Linked DNA regions of Homo sapiens: region 1 is linked to region 2. Evidence: chromatin contacts called from ENCODE Hi-C data. All regions are on one chromosome and are shown on one strand. The core of a region is the stretch at or near the end of the contact, and the rest is flanking DNA. Distances in the headings are between cores, read along the strand shown. Region 1 overlaps PTPRG (protein tyrosine phosphatase receptor type G). Region 2 overlaps CFAP20DC-DT (CFAP20DC divergent transcript).

The links. A loop is a pair of places that touch in the nucleus more often than their neighbours do. Pooled maps may share reads with other maps.
Region 1: a pooled map shows a loop between it and region 2 (6-fold over the local background). The contact joins two enhancer-like sites. A Hi-C loop is called at or near these places in 4 of 37 single-sample maps with no recorded cell type and 5 of 50 pooled maps.

What each region holds. Positions count from the first base shown.
Region 1 is chr3:61,892,821-61,897,891 of GRCh38, forward strand. The region is part of intron 2 of PTPRG (protein tyrosine phosphatase receptor type G); the gene reads left to right. Among named protein-coding and RNA genes, the nearest start is that of PTPRG, 330 kb to the left of the region's middle. Within about 2 kb of position 2,296, at least 16 of the 41 ENCODE cell types and tissues checked have a DNase peak (open chromatin) inside an H3K27ac peak, as active enhancers do.
Region 2 is chr3:59,450,152-59,455,754 of GRCh38, forward strand. The region is part of intron 5 of CFAP20DC-DT (CFAP20DC divergent transcript); the gene reads left to right. Among named protein-coding and RNA genes, the nearest start is that of CFAP20DC-DT, 370 kb to the left of the region's middle. Within about 2 kb of position 1,365, at least 8 of the 41 ENCODE cell types and tissues checked have a DNase peak (open chromatin) inside an H3K27ac peak, as active enhancers do.

The sequences.
Region 1 (5,071 bases), core at 1,046-3,545, 2.4 Mb after region 2:
AAAAAAAAAAGTACCTGGGTCCCTTTAATTGATTATTGATATGTATGTGTATTAATGAATGAAATAAAAATTGGGGCTCACTTTGTTCAGTTTTTAATAAGACCATCTTAAGGGGTTAGGCTGGTTAATAACTAAAGAGTAGATACAATACAGCATAAGAATCAAACTCGATTCAAAACCTTCATTCCCAGTTTCTAATGCAGGGATGTAACAGATGTTCTTACATTTAGACTGTTATCTTGATGGGTGGCACGTCATTATCGTCGACTGCTGATGAGGTGCAGATGAATGCTGCTGGGAGCCATGTGTGATAGTGGAGGAAGTTCTAATTGGAGTGCTCTCAGTACAGAAAATTTAAGAATTTATCAATGTTTTAGGAGATAGCATATTTTGGGAAAGTCAGTGTGTCTGCAAGCTGCTGAAAGATGTTCTTGTAGACTTGTTGAAGAATTATGAACTGCAGGATGCCAGTTTTTGAAATCCCAATTCCTTTGGTAATAAGTATAAAAATAGCCACTATAAATTGAGCCCCAGGTACTGTTAAACTAACTTAATTCTCATAAGAACCCCATAAGGTAGTCAATGTCAATATCTCTTTTTAGCATTTTGGGCAAAGTAGATCCAGAGTGATTACCCAGAGTGATTGATTATTGACTGTAGGTGGAAGAGCCCATTATCTACCGTTAGCTTTGGTAGTCTTAACCGCTATGGCGCAGCTGCCTCTGCAGTTTGGATGGCTCATACAAAAATCCACTTGAGGACTGGGTGATACTTTTTTTGGTAAGACAGGTTTTCTTTCATCTAATGAGGTATGTTTTGGAGTCTTTATGTGAAACATTTTCTTCTAAACCATGATTATTAAGGGCAGGAGCTACGTCTGTGTGTTCACCATTTTATCATCAGGCTTTCAGTGGTGTATAATAAATATTTGTTGATTGGACTTGGATTCTTGAGCGGGGGCATCCAGTTGGTATGGTTAGGGAACTTTTAAGAGAAACATTTCGTTTATGCAAACAACTCTTAAAGGATGTATCTTTCAAACATTTCTTTGGTGCTGGTCAGGTCACTTACTACTGGGCTAATAGGAGTGGTGGTTTCCTCCTTGTTAAAGTTGTCTGTTACCTGAGAGTATTTGGGACTGATAGAGAAGCTGGTGGTGGGGGTGTTATTTGCAGAGAAAGCAGCTGGCACTAAGTTTACAGGCTAATTAGAAATGGTCACGCCTCTAATCCCAGCACTGTGAGAGGCTGAGGTGGGCAGATCACTTGAGGTCAGGAGTTCAAGACCAGTCTGGTCAACATGGCAAAACCCCGTCTCTACTAAAAATGCAAAAATCAGCTGGGTGTAGTGGTGCGTGCCTGTAATCCCAGCTACTGGGAGCTGAGGCGAAAGAATTGCTTGAACCTGGAAGGTGGAGGCTGCAGTGAGCCAAGATTGTGCCACTTCACTCCAGCCCGGGCAACAGAGCAAGACTCTGTGTCAAAAAAAAAAAAAAAAAAAAAAAAAAAAAAAAAGGTCAGCTTTTATCTTATCTGGTGCTGGAGGAGTTGGAAACTATTTAAAAGAGTAACCAAATTTAATCTGAAAAAGATGGTTTACTCTGTTGGCAGCTGAGAAATAAAAAGACTGGAGTAAAAATTGGAAAGAGTTCATTAGTAATAACAAAACATTTATTTTTGGGATCCATGCTATGGTTTTTGACAGTCATCTCTTATTTATTTTCATTTTTCTAACAGCTCTTAGGGTGAAGAACAGTCATTAATTCCCCTTTACAGATAATAGAGACTTACTAAAGGTAATCGCCTAACTTAATGTCACCCAGATATTAGATATTAAGTGTCAAAACTGTGATTTCAACTTGGGCTTTATGGCTCCAGCAATGAGGCTCTTAAAACATGGTCACAAAGAAAACCTTCTTCCTTGGGATGAATCAGATTTGAGAAGATCAAGGGAGTAACAGCTACCTTTGCCCTTGGAGATCAGATCCACTTAGTAGCTCTAAGTTATTAATCTTGCTTTTATTTTTTTTTTTAATTGTATGTTAGCGATCCTTTTGTTAAATGCAATGCTAGCATCCCTCTCTGTCAGGAGTTTGAATCTCAGCACCATTGATATTTGGGGCCCCATAAGTCTTTGTTGTAGGAGGGTATCTTGTACATTGTGGAATGGTTAGCAGTATCTCTGGGCCCTCTGCCCCCATAGCTGTGACAACCAGTGTCTCCAGATGGACGTCGTTAAACATCCCCTAGGGGCAGAATGGATCCCTGATGAGAATCACTCCTCAGCAGGAAGAAGACAGCAGTAAATTATAAACAGGTAAGTGTTCTAACAGGGCTTCTGAAACTCATGCGTATGAGTCACTTCATAGCTTGTCACAGTGGTTTTTTCAAGCATTACTCTGACTTAGTTGGTCTGGCTGGGAGCCAAGGGATCTGGAAAGTGATTGATGCAGGGTGTTTCTTGGACCGTACTTTTAGGGGAAGTAGCCACAAAGAGCTGAACCTCACACCCTTTCATGTAAACTTCCTGCTTAGCAACAGAATAGAGTACCTTCATGGTTATTAAAATGCTTTTCTCCTTGTCTTTTTATTTTTTCTTAGATCTGCTGGCCTATCTTGCTAGTGATTAAGTTTACAGTTCAGCTAATCATTTGCTCCAGGTTTCCGAGCTTGTAAAATCGCATGCTGTGCATATAAATGTATAGGATTTTGACCTTAGAAACTGAGGAGCAATTATCCACATGTCTTAAGACAGAGTAGGCCACCTTTTGACTTTGAAAGTATCACCAGGAGGGCATTTTATTTTTGAAAGTCAAGTTTTGTGTTTCGAAATATGTTTGTTGGGCTTCTTGGTAGCAGTTTAAGTTTTATTGTGATTAGGGGCTGAAACAAGTGATAAAAAATGAAGTTTCCTATTTAGTGATGTGATGTCACCTGTTGCTGCAGATGAGAGTTGGTTCTCTTTAAAAATTTGAAAGTGATACCATTTATATTTCAGGATTCTCACCATGTAATTTCTCTCTTCTGGCTATCAACCTGCACTTTTTAAATTTAAATTTTTATTCAGATTGTAGGTTCACATACAGTTGTAAAAAATAATACAGAGATATCACTTATATACTTTGCCTAGTTTCCCCAAAGGTAGCATTCTGGTAAAACTATGGTATATCACAGGATATTGATATGGATATAGTCCACTGATCTTCTTCAGATTTCCTGATTTTAATTTATACTTATTATGTGCATTATGTAGGTGTGTGCATGTGTGTATAAATTCTATATAATTTTGTCATTTGCGTAGGTTCATGTATCCACTATCCCAGTCAAGATACTGAACAGTTCCAATACCATAAGGATCCCTCATGTTTCCCTTTTATAACCACGCCTACCTCCTCCCTCCTCCCATCTCTAACTCCTAGAAACCTCTAATCTGTCTTCATTTCTAAAGCTTTTGTCACTTCAAAAATGTTACATAAGTGGAATCATACAATATTTAATCTTTGCAGATTGCTTTTCTTTCACTTGGAATAATTCTCGGGAACTCATCCATTTTGTGTATATCAGTGTTTGTTCTGTTTTATTGTTGAGTAATATGCCAAGGTGTAGATGTGCCACAGTTTAACCTTTCACTTATTGAAGGATATCTGGACTGATTCCAGTTTTTGGCTATTACAGATAAAGCTGCTGGGAACATGTGTGTACAGGTTTTTCTATGAACCTACATTTTCTATTTCTCTGGAATTAATAACCAAGAGTCCAATTGCTGGGTTGTGTGGTAGTTACGTATGCAGTTTTATGAGAAATTGGCAAATGGTTTTCCAGAGTGGCTGTACCATTTTGCATTCCTGTAGCAACATATCTCTGCAGCCTTGGCAATTTTTGACATTACAATTTGATATTGATATTGATACTGATTTTTAATTTTTTACTTTAGCCTTTTGGATCACCAATGTAGTGATATCTCATTGTAGTTTGAATCTGCATTTACCTAATGGGTAATGATGTTGAACAACTTTTCCCATGCTTATTTGCTATCTGTATGTCGTCTTTGGTGAACTATTCGTGTCTTCTGCCGATTCTCTTTTCTAATTGTATTTTTTTCCTTCTTACTATTAAATTTTGAGAGGTTTTTTTTTTAATATATTCTGAATACTAGTCCTTTGTTGAATTTGTGGTGTGCAAGTATTTTTCCCAGTCTGTAACTTGTGTGTTTATCCTGTGTTATTTTGTCTTTATGAGCTTTCTTGGCAGAAAAGTTTTTAGTTTTTATTAGGCTCAGTTTATCAAATTTTCCTTTTATAGATCATGCTCTTAGTGTTCAGGTCTAAGAACACTAAGAATGTAGGGCTTAGCCCTACGTTACCAAGATTCTCTCCTATGTTTTTCTGAAAATTTTATAGTTTTACAATTGAAATTTAAATAGATGATCCATTTTGAGTTAATGTTTGTATGAGGTGTGAGGTTTAGGCTGATCTTCTCTTTTTTTTTGCCTAAGGTTTTCCAGTTACTTTGGCACCATCTGTTGAAAAGGGTATTCTTCCATTAATTTTATATCTTCATCAAAAATGAGTTGAGCATATTTGTTTGAGTCTATTTCTGGGTTCTCTCTTCTGTTCCATTGATTGATGTCCCTATCTCTCCACCAATATCACACTGTCGTGATTACTATAGCTGTACAGTAAGTCAATATCAGGTAGAAAGATTCTTCTCTCTCGATTGTTCTGTCAAGATTTTTGTAGCCATTCTAGGGCCTGTGCTATTCTATAGAAGTTTTATAGTCTTGTGGATGTCTGCAAAAACTTTCCTGGGATTTTAATAGGAATTGTATTAATAGTATAGATCAGTTTGGGGAGAACTGGCATTTTTACTACTTTGAGTCTAGGAACACACTGTATCTCTCCATTTATTTAGGTTTTTGATTTGTTTTCAATATCACATTGTAATTTTTAGCATACAGATACTGTACATGTTTTGTGTATACCTACATATTTTCTCTAGAGTACAGTTATAAATGGTATTTTTGTTCCATTTATTCCTTTTTTAGTATATAGAAATGTGATGGACTTTTCAGG
Region 2 (5,603 bases), core at 115-2,614:
AGGTCACCCAACGGATGAATAGTGCAGGTGGAATCCAGATCCAGGTCTACTTGCCACCCAAGCTCACTTTTTATGCTATCTCACCTGCCTCTCCAGACACTTCTATGGAAGGTATTTGGTTAGGTTGATTTGACATTGTAAGTATCTAATCACATATTCCCTGGAATTCTCTATTCACTGCCACTTAGAACAATGACTATTATTCTCAAGATACTTGAGGCCCCCTGCTGTACCCTAAAGAGTCCTATAAAACATTAACAAGCAATCAATGAGAAAATTTGCATGTTTCAGTACAAGAAAGGGCTCTGAATCTCTTGTCATCACTCTGCTGTATCTCAGCACTGTCCATGTTTGTTTTTATATTTGTTCGTCTGTTCACCAACCACCTCTCCAACTAGACGGTAAACTCCATGAGGCAGGAACCAAAACTGTGGTGTTCACCTGTCTATACTGGGTGTGCCTAGCAATAAACATTTTCTGAATAAATAAATTCTCTCTGAATGGGTAATCCCCACGTAATGCGCATGGTTTAAGTCTATTTACCAGAATTTTTGAGCAAATAGTTCTATCCTTTTTGACACATTTTCCACAGTTTGTATAATTTATTCATAGAATCCTTCTTAGACTACTAATAAATTCCTATGGGACATAGTCCTTTTATATGCGGAGGAATCCACCACCATGAAATGTTCACAAGAAATGACTTTTAAAATTTTATTTGTGGCCATGCTGATTATGAATTTCTGAATTATGTCTGGGCTGCTCTTTTTCTCGGAATATGCAAAGTGGGATACTGGCATCTCTGTATCTGGAGAGTTACAGCTTCTGAGTTAAAAGATGAATGGGAAGTAGCAGGAGAGGGAGAGATCAGAAATCTCCACTCCCTGAAACACAGACACTTCACATACCCAGGAGGTAAATTCCTGGCATGAATTGTAACAAGTATACACAGGCATTTGTACATTGTTTGCTTATGTGCTAGATGACATGGCAGTCTATGAACAGGGGCCCCACATCTGCAGGCAGGACATTCAGCCCTGTATCTTGCCACTACCATGAAATCTGAGGTTCTTTCATTTTTGTTTTTCTATTCTGATGAGATTGAGGTACACTGACTCACTGGTAAAGAAGACAATTTATTTGTGAACTTGTAGTCACTCCATTTGACGGCCTCCCTCTACTCACTGAGGCACAGCACGTGTGGAACAGGAAAAAGGCCTCTGGAGAGCTTGTGTTCCACTGGTTTCTTTGACTTTTGCCAACCAACTTTGCAAATGTTCTCAAAAGGCATTCATTACCTCTGCAGGTGTGAAATAACTCTGCAGTTCAAGGGTTTGTGAAATCACGTGAAACAGCTGAAAGCTGTTCTGGCAAAGCGACCAGAGTCAGAGTTAGCTGTCACCAAGCCACATCCTGGCTTAAACGATGTTATTTATATCTAACTGCACTCGACTCCTCCCAAAGCCTTCTGTTGAGCACCAAAACCTCACCACAGTTTCACTCTTAGCCTTTCTTTTGTGTGAAGACAAAAAAGGTTGCTTTTATAAATCTCTGTTTGAGCCCAGATGGAGTGCATTTCATGCAGGAAAATGTTGCTTATAGTGAAGTGGATGAAATAATTGCTGGGATTTCTGGGCATGCTCCACAAACCCAGAAGACTGGAGGTGAACGGGCAGGGAGAAGAGATTCCGTTGCTTTCTCATTCCTTTATTTGTGACTCTCCCTGGAAAGAGGAAAATGTAGGCATATGTAGATCAATGTGTCATTACAAAGGCTCAGTGTTCTTAGTCATAAAATGGGAGGAAGAACAGTACCCACTTCCCAGAATTGGTGAGGACCCCTGAACGGGTGCATGCCAGCTTCTCGCACAGCCCTACCAGGTAATGAGCTCCACTGTGTAGCCATCACTACTCAGAGTTAATCCGTGAAAGAGTGTGTGGGAGGAGGATAGGCCTTAGATTCCAAAGGGTGGAAATCAGTGGAAAGAGGCAGGATCTGATCATGCCTAGACCAGATGCTTCCAAGCCAGGCAGGCAATAGATGGTTAAAAGCCAAAATGCCTGCCCCTTTGGTGAAGGTTCTCATTGGTCTAAGGCATCCTGGCCAACTGACACATGATATCATGTAACGTGTTTTCCTGGGGCCCAGAAGCTTCTATGTGCAGCTTCTTTAAAGACCAAAACTGCAAGACTTTGAGTTTTGATATCTCAATATGATTTTGAAAAAATCATGGTAAAATATATATAACATAAAATTTACCATTTCTAAGTGTACAGTTCAGGGGTGTTAAGTATGTTTGCATTGTTGTGTACCCAACCACCTGAACTCTTCATCATGTAAAACTAAAGCTCTGTATCCATTACGTAAGTCCTTATTTCCCCTGGTTGCCAGGGAGCCCCTGACAACCACATCAGTTTGCTTTTTGATGACCTTATTATTTGTTTTATATATTTTTGTGATTTGTGTTTGTGGGAGTTTTTAAACAGGGGTGGGGTGGAGGTAGATCTAGAACTTATGTATTTTAGTGACCTAAATATGAAATCTTTCTAGAGTGGCAAATAGAGATATTTATTTCTCATGTCTGCCCTGGAAATAGAATTAATTTGCCATTTCAGAAATGAACCACACTGCTTTTGTCAGACTTTTCAACCTCATTCCCACATTGGAAGGCTATATGGCTTGCTGGTGAGATAACAGCCATGGTTCGGCTGAATCACTGCATTAATGATTCTAAAATATTCCCATCTAATCCCCTGTAGCTGAAGAGGATAAACACATACTGGCAAGGACTTGACAGTATGGGGACTAGCAATAGGCAGTTTGTCAAATGCAAAAATGGTTTGGAAGGGTCAAGGTTTAGCTAAAAAAAAATTCGGGCAAACTTTTCATTTATCCATGTTTCCTTTAATATTTATATTAAAATTGTTTAGTTACCCTTCAAACACATAAAACTTGTAAGTAAAATGGAGTCTGTAAGACGATCTATATTGTCCACATTTTCACTGACTCCCAGTATACCAATATAAAATATAACATATTTGAAATCTTAAATTATTAATCACCTTTTTACCCATGTTCAGATTAACTGGGTAATCTAAAAATAGGAGGGAGTACCTTATGTGCAATTTTTGGGGAAGTTCAGGAGCATGCTCTTGAAGAATTGCTGATAAAGTGTGTAATTGTCCCATGACCACCATCACATCCCAGGGGAGAGCCTTATGTTTGGTTAATAAAAGAAGGCAGGATCTGGTCTCTTTTTAAAAAGACTCCAGCCTTAATTATGATTCATTTATTTAAAGATAGCCCCTGCCACCTAGTCTTATCTTGGCTCTGAAAATAAACAAATATCACATGCTTCCAACAGGAAAAGGTTTGAATGACCTTTATAAGGCAATTTACCTTTGACTAGATAAGAAGAGATGTGCATTGTACTTTCCAACCACAGAGGTAAATTTCCAGCCCTCCTCCAGTGTACAGGATGAAGTAACACTAATTCTACCTAAGATAACATTCTTCATTGAACACATATATACAGATGTCCTACTATATATTAGGTGCTAGGACTATAGCACTATCAACAAACTATTCTATCAAGGCCTTGGTCTGATAAGATTCACATTCTTGGGTGGGAAAAATATGGCAAAAAAGTGAATACATAAAATAATTTTAAAGACTGATATGTGCAACAAAGAAAATATATCCCAAGGGTATGACTGAGTTTGCCTGCTTTAATTGGGTGGTCAAGGATAGCCTTTCTGAGGCGGTGACATTTAAATGATCTTTACAACAAGAAGAAGCCATCATGTGAATATGAGGGAGAAAAGATTTCTAGACAGAGGGAACTACTCATGCAAAGGCCTTGAAATAGAACCAGCTTGTTTTGTTGTTTTGTTTTGAGAAGCCAAGAGAGTGGCAATACAGTTAAATCTTGAAGAGGAAGGGCTTGTGAACTCAGGGCAGAAGAGAGATAGACAGAGGCCGGAACATGTGGGATCCCAAGGCAAAAAGTTTGGCATTCATACCAACAGCAATGGGAAACCCTTAACGGAGTTTGAGCAAGAGAGGCATGATGTGAAGTCTTTGAGATGACCATACTGCTAGCTCTGTAAAAACAGACTTCGGGAGTCATTTGGAAGACTCTTACACTTGTCCAGGTGTAAGAAATCCTGGCTTAGACTAAGGTGGCCACAGTGAGAAGGGAAGGAAATGGCAGAGCTCAGGATTTAACAGTAGAACTATGATGGTTAATTTCATGTTAACTTGGGTGGGCCACAGTGCCAAGATATTTGGCCATCCATTATCTGAGATGATTCTGTGAAAGTGGTTTTTTGGATGAGATTTATTTTTAAATGGGTAGGCTTTAAGCAAAGTAGATTATCCTCCATAACGTGGGTGGGTGTCATCCAATCAGTTGGTTTCCTTATTAGAGCAAAAACTGACCGACCTCCTCTGAGCAAAAAGAAATTCTGCCAGCAAACTGCCTTTGGATTTGAGCTACAACTCTATCCTGGGGCTCCAGCCTGCTGGCCTAACCTGCCTTGCACCTTTAGAATTGCATGAACCAATTAATTAAATTATCTCTCTCTCGTTCTCTTTCTCCTCTCCCTGTCCCATCTCCCCCTGCCCCTCTGTATGCACATACATCCTGTTGGTTCTGTTTCTCTGGAGAACCTTGGGATTCACTGATGGATCAGAAAGAGAGGAATCAAGTAATGCCCAGGGCACTGTCCAGTAGAAACAGAATACAAGCGATATATATATATGTATAAAAAGAACTTTAAGTCTTTTTAGCAGCCACATTAAAAACTGTACAAATAAACAGGTAAAGTTTTTATAACATACAGTATTTTACTACACCAATATATCTAAAAATGTTATTTCAGTATATAATCCATAGGAAAATTATTCCTAAGACTTTTACATTCTTTTTATCATACTAAGTCTTTGAAACTCAGTGTATATTTTACACTTAAAGCCTTTCTCAATTCAGGCCAGCCCCATTCTGAAGCGCTCACTAGCCAATGTTTTGGGCGGTACAGGTCTGGTTGGCCTCCTAGCTGAGCATACAAGAACCTAGCAGGTGTTCTGACCAGGCTTGAACCCTTTTATGCAGCAGTTTCCCTCTGAACAGGCAGGAAGGCTGTTCTTTTTGTCTCAAAAGGCAGAACTGTGAAAACTGCTATTCTCCCTTTGGTGACCTCCATATAAAAAGTTTCATGACTGTCTGTGAAGCCGGTGGGCCCATAGCTATGACTCTGCCCTTACAAGGGCTAGGCTTCCTCACTCAGAAGGTCATTCAGAAGATGAGGTCTTGGAGTCTCTTTCATCTATGTCTTCTCTGGAGTCTCGGTGTTTGTGAGACATCTCTTGCCCCAGAGCCGGTAGCGGGCAACCAGTATCAATATAAAAAGAAACACAAGTAGACTATGTTTTTAAGCCAAACGAAGGCAAATGACTCCATAGGATTTTGTAAACAGAGAGTTGGTTTGAACATGCCAAACTCACTAGAACAGACAAGTAGTAGGCATTCACAGTGCGAGTGGCTATTTCATTTAACAAAACATCATGTTTCATTAATTAATGTTAATTACATTGGTTTGGTA